Regions from separate parts of the Homo sapiens genome. Here region 2 is linked to region 1. The links are chromatin contacts, found by Hi-C or POLR2A ChIA-PET in ENCODE. All regions are on one chromosome and are shown on one strand. Each heading gives the region's core, a stretch centred on a gene start or an enhancer-like site at or near the end of the contact. The rest is flanking DNA. Distances are from core to core; before and after follow the strand shown.

Evidence for each region. A loop is a pair of places that touch in the nucleus more often than their neighbours do. ChIA-PET counts read pairs that join two places held with the same protein, here RNA polymerase II (POLR2A). Pooled maps may share reads with other maps.
Region 2: a map of ascending aorta shows a loop between it and region 1 (2.4-fold over the local background). The contact joins two enhancer-like sites. A Hi-C loop is called at or near these places in 2 of 168 maps with a recorded cell type or tissue (ascending aorta and endothelial cell of umbilical vein) and 2 of 50 pooled maps. POLR2A ChIA-PET finds 5 or more read pairs at or near these places in 1 of 52 experiments (PC-3).

The regions. Positions count from the first base shown.
Region 1 is chr4:142,090,516-142,093,134 of GRCh38, reverse strand. The region is part of intron 23 of INPP4B (inositol polyphosphate-4-phosphatase type II B); the gene reads left to right. Among named protein-coding and RNA genes, the nearest start is that of IL15, 460 kb to the right of the region's middle. Within about 2 kb of position 1,299, at least 10 of the 41 ENCODE cell types and tissues checked have a DNase peak (open chromatin) inside an H3K27ac peak, as active enhancers do; they include PC-3, where a contact is called at or near this core.
Region 2 is chr4:142,407,767-142,410,385 of GRCh38, reverse strand. All of the region lies in intron 5 of INPP4B (inositol polyphosphate-4-phosphatase type II B), which reads left to right. Among named protein-coding and RNA genes, the nearest start is that of INPP4B, 440 kb to the left of the region's middle. Within about 2 kb of position 1,310, at least 2 of the 41 ENCODE cell types and tissues checked have a DNase peak (open chromatin) inside an H3K27ac peak, as active enhancers do; they include PC-3, where a contact is called at or near this core.

The DNA.
Region 1 (2,619 bases), core at 50-2,549:
CAGCATAATGGCTGGGTTCTTATAGGGAGCATCTCAAAATGAGGAATACAGTCGGCAAGTTCCAAGAGAATTATCAGGCAGGAGAGGCATAATCAATTCAGACCTGGCCTCAGAAGCCACAGATCATTACTTCTGTCATACTTCATTAGTCAAAAGATAGTCAGAAGCCCACCCAGATTCAACCTGAGGAGACATACATTCCACGTCTTTCAATAAAAAGTGTCGAAGAATGTAGAACTATGTTTTAAACCCATCACTGCAGGTGTGATAGATTTGCTGCCCTCCAGAAATACTCTGACTTGTCCTTTCCTCATTCTAAATCAACAGTACACATTTGTACTGTGGCTGGTCAATGTTGAATATACATATATAACAATTTGCTTACCTTAGAATGCTTTTGATTGCAAATGACAAAAACTCTTAATTCAAACTAGCTTAAACAATAAAGAAAACTTGCTGATAAACCTCACTGAAAATTCTAGCAGTAAGGTAGGTTTCAAGAGAGGGTTGGTTCAGTGACTCAGCAGTATAAAACAATATCTCAGGATGGGCACGGTGGCTCATGCCTGTAATCCCAGCACTTTGGGAGGCCTAGGCGGGTGGATCACCTGAGGTCAGGAGTTTGAGACCAGCCCAGCCAACATGGCGAAACCCGCATTTCTATAAAAATACAAAAATTAGCCAGGCATGATGGCGGGTGCCTGTAATCCCAGCTACTTGGGAGGCTGAGGCGGGAGAACCCCTTGAACCAGGGAGGCAGAGGTTGCAGTGAGCCGAGGTCACACCACTGCACTCCAGCCTGGGTGATAAAGTAAGACTCTGTCTCAAAAAACAAAAGCAAACAAAAAACAATATCTCCTTTGTATTTTATCATTAGGCTGCTCTTATCTCTTATGTTAATTTTATCCTATGTCTGGTCTTGTGGCTAAAAGATGGCTGTTATGAGCTAACCCCACACTCAACCAAAGGGCTAAGAAGAGGTTCCTTTCCTCTTCAGGAGCTTCACTCAGCTGGAACAGCACAGGCCACTTGCATATCCTTAAAACAGTTGCTAAGATGAGAATTTAGTGCCAACTGGTTTAGATCATGTCTATTCGTGAACTAGTCTTGATTTCAAGGGGTATGGATCACACAAATGGACGTCAGAGTGGGAGTGTGGTGCATCCCATGGCAATTTTGTATCTGCCACTTAGTGTGGGAAGTGAGTAGATTAGGGACTGGGAAGGCAGCCATAATTTCTGATTCATCTTGGAACAGTTTCTGGCCACACAGTTATTTGGCCATAAGAGAATGAAACTATTTGACATCATTAGCATCACAGTTCAGTGAGCTAAAAGGCCACGGTTCCATTCCTGTTTACTTATTAATACCCTGCCTGTGATTCAGGTCGTCAAAGTCAGAGCTCTTCTTGTTGAAGAAACCTATTTGACCTAACAAGGAGGATATAGGCCCTAAAACCTGACTCTCAACTTGATTGTTCTGTTCCATTGGGGAGGTACGAGAATAGTCATGGGGTTTGTGAATGTTTGTGACTGGGGTGTGTGACTGCACGTGTGTGAGGAGACTGTTTCTTACTTTGGATACATTCTGACTTTTACCTGAGAAAGTAGGCTTCCCCTCTGAGGCTGTGAACTCTTTTTTAAGTGCTACTAATATCTTCTGTTTTTCAGAGGTGACACAGAATTTAATAATGTAGCCTTTTCTGCCAAGAGTTTTATTCATTGTTTTCCATTACTGGTCAATGACGCATGACCGGATTCTTGCCCTTATTTTGCAGTTGAGGAAATAGGGACAGAGGGTTAAGCAATTTGCCTAAGACTACACGTCAAAGCAGCAGTAGAATTGGCATTAGAAATCACTTTCCTGGAATCTTGGCTCAGTGCTGTTTTTGAAAAGCAATTATAAAAGTTTCAAACAAAAAAGAACAAATCATACATAGCACACATTTGGGAACCCATTGCTCAGCTTTGGAATTTTCGTAAGAAACAAATATTTACAGATAGGGTAAAAGCTCCCTTTGTACCCCTCCAGGTTACCACCCTTAATCCTCCCCTCCTATGAGAACATCAATATCCTGAATTTGATGTTTTGCATCCTCATACACATTTTACTCTATATTTATGTATCCATAAAAATATGGTACAGTTTTGCACATTTGACTATATTATTGCTGTTGTTTTGTATGAATCTTTCTATAATTTGTGCTTTTTTGCTCAATATTGTTTTTGTGATATATCCATGTTGACACATATGGCATTTGTGTATCCTTTTTACTTATATTACTTTGCATTAATATATTGGTTTATTCTTACTCTTTATGAACATATTAAAGCTTTTTTGCTATTTAAAATTATAAACAATAATGCAATAAACATTCTTGTAACTTTTACCTCTGAATACTTTCTTAAACTCCATTTGAAAAAAAAAAGAATACTATTATGGAGATATGCATAGAGACTCAGCTGCCCTGTCTAAATTTTGTGTTAGAATAATGCAGGACTGAGTAGCAAAAGCAAGACTCTTTGGCTATATTTACATTTGAGGAGACACAGTCTAAGCCTAAAACCAATTCACGTTCTGTGTACACCACAATTTTCAGTTGATACATCAGGATCTATC
Region 2 (2,619 bases), core at 61-2,560, 320 kb before region 1:
AGAAAAGACCTCACTTCACAGAAGAAAGTTTTCTTAGGGGGAAAGAGATGGTCACTTGGGGTTGACCACCAATTCACAGTGCCTCAGTGGTTCACACCACCACTCTCGTGAAAGCCTGGGGCAGGCATCTGCTTGTTGACACCCCCCTTGTCTAATGTATGCTTTACAACTACTTGAATTCGAGCAGTGTTGCTGAACTCAAAAGCACCTGAATGAACAGTTGTGTTCTACTTCAAATTGATTATTGCTGAGACTGAGCTCTCTGATGTGAATCAAGAGGTATTTTTAGGCTTCCAGCCAAAATTGGTTGGAATGATAGAAATGATCATGGACTCAATAGCCTTCACCTGATTTTGAAATAATGGCCACAGGAAACAGAAACTGATATTTTATAAAAAGCAGTATTTTGGTATAGACAGTATCTTTGATTTCACAAAAATCCTGAAGAGTCCCACCTTTTAGCTCTGGACTCTCCAGTGAGAACTACTGGAGCAGAAGAAAATCTGTGCCCTCTTCCTAAGAGGCTAGGTAGTAGCTGTAAGCGTCAAGACTAGAATTTGGCAATTTCTATTCCTCAGAAAAACTTCTGGCCAAATCTATCAAACAGATGTATTTTGTGCAGCTGTTCCAGTGTTCACCTGCACAGTGACTGGGGATTTCAAGCTTTGGAGAAATCCTAAAATCAAGGACACAGTGGGCCTTCATTTTTTCAGGCAATGACTTTGTATAGAGGTTCCATCTTATGACATAGTGTAAGCTTTCCAGTTTGTTCAGTGCCTAGCCCTCCCTGGACATATTGAGTCTTTATTTGTTTATTATTTTTTGAGATAGAGTCTCAGTCACCGGAGATATTGAGTCTCTTTATTTATTTATTTATTTATTTATTATTTTTTGAGAAGGAGTCTCGCTCTGTTGCCCAGGCTAGAGCACAATGACGCAATCTCGGCTCACTGCAACCTCCGCTTCCCGGGTTCAAGCGACTCTCCCACCTCAGCCCTCCGAGTAGCTGGGATTAAAGGCACCCACCACCATGGCCAGCTAATTTTTGTATTTTTAGTAGAGATGGGGTTTTGCCATGTTGGCCAGGCTGGTCTCGAACTCCTGACCTCAAGCAATCTGCCCTCCTTGGCCTCCCAAAGTGCTGGGATTACAGGCGTGAGCCACCGCATGTGGCCCCCTCCATTTATTTTTATTATTATGCTTCCACTGAGGATTTCCTTCTCGTAGAGTGAAAACTGCCTGGCTCCTGTACAAATATGAGCTGGGGATGCCTGTAGGCATCTCACTCACAGCTACTCATAGTAGAATGTGAACCCTCATGTTACTAGTTACCATAGCAAAAGTAATCAGGAAATAAAAAGTCACTTATTGCTCTTTATTTTTTTTCTGATGACAAGTCACAAATTATGGTTTAAAAATATATTCCTTCTGTATTATTATTTTTCCCACATTTCAATAAAAAATACACTGGATACAAGCACACTAGAATCCCCATCTATCAACATCCTGCATATTTAAACTCTTCTGAGGTCTAAGAACACTTTTAAACAATTCAATACTAAGCAAAGCCATTAAGAAGGCAGAAATTAAAAATCTACTGATGAATGAAGGATTGCAGTAGCATTTGTTTGTTACTGACCATTAGATTGAAGTGGGTAGAATTCTTAAATAAACAAAACGAAACAGAAGCAAAATCCCAAAGCATTGCTTTCTTTTAGTCTTCTGAGCTGATGAAGGCCACAGATGCAGGCCACTCCTAGAGTAGAATTATATTTGGTTAATGAGCAGTGGTAAGTATAGCTGGAAGACAGATATAACTTTTTATTTATTTATGAGACAGAGTCTCATTCTGTCACCCAGGCTGGAGTGCAGTGGTGTGATCTCAGCTCACTGCAACCTCCGCCCCTGGGGTTCAAGCAATTCTTGTGCCTCAGCCTCCCAAGTAGCTGGCACTACAGGAGTGTGCCACCACGCCCAGCTAATTTTTGTATTTTTAATAGAGATGGGGTTTCGTCATGTTGGCCAGGCTGGTCTGGAATTCCTGATGTCAGGTCATCCTGGCCTCGGCCTCTCAAATTGCTGGGATTCCAGGCATAAGCCACCTCACCCATTCACTTTTTTTTTTTCCTGAAAACAGATTTTTCAGGATTCTTTATTGGCTGCTAAATAATTCTCATACGGATTAGATTTTATAGTGATCATATGAGTAATATCTTCACAAAACAATCCAATCACTCATTATTTATCAGCCGTCTGGTGGGACTGATTCAGTATGTACAGATCCATGATGTGAATAGGTTTCACCTTATGAAATGCAATGACTCATGTACTAATTTGGTATTTATGAAGAAATATTGGACCTGGTAACAGCTTTTAAAAAGCTGAGTATGACTGAGTCAATAAAAACAATTTTACACAATAATAAAACACCAGATATTGGTAAATGTTGATATTAATATATATTAGTATGATATTAGTAAACTTTTTTTTTGCATAGAAAAGTCCATTTATAAAAAGGCCCAATTTCCTCACTTCCACCCTGAGAGGTAGGTAGATAGATGAGGCAATTAAGTGTCAGAGTTTGTGACTTACTCAGTGCCACAGAACTAGAAAGCAGGA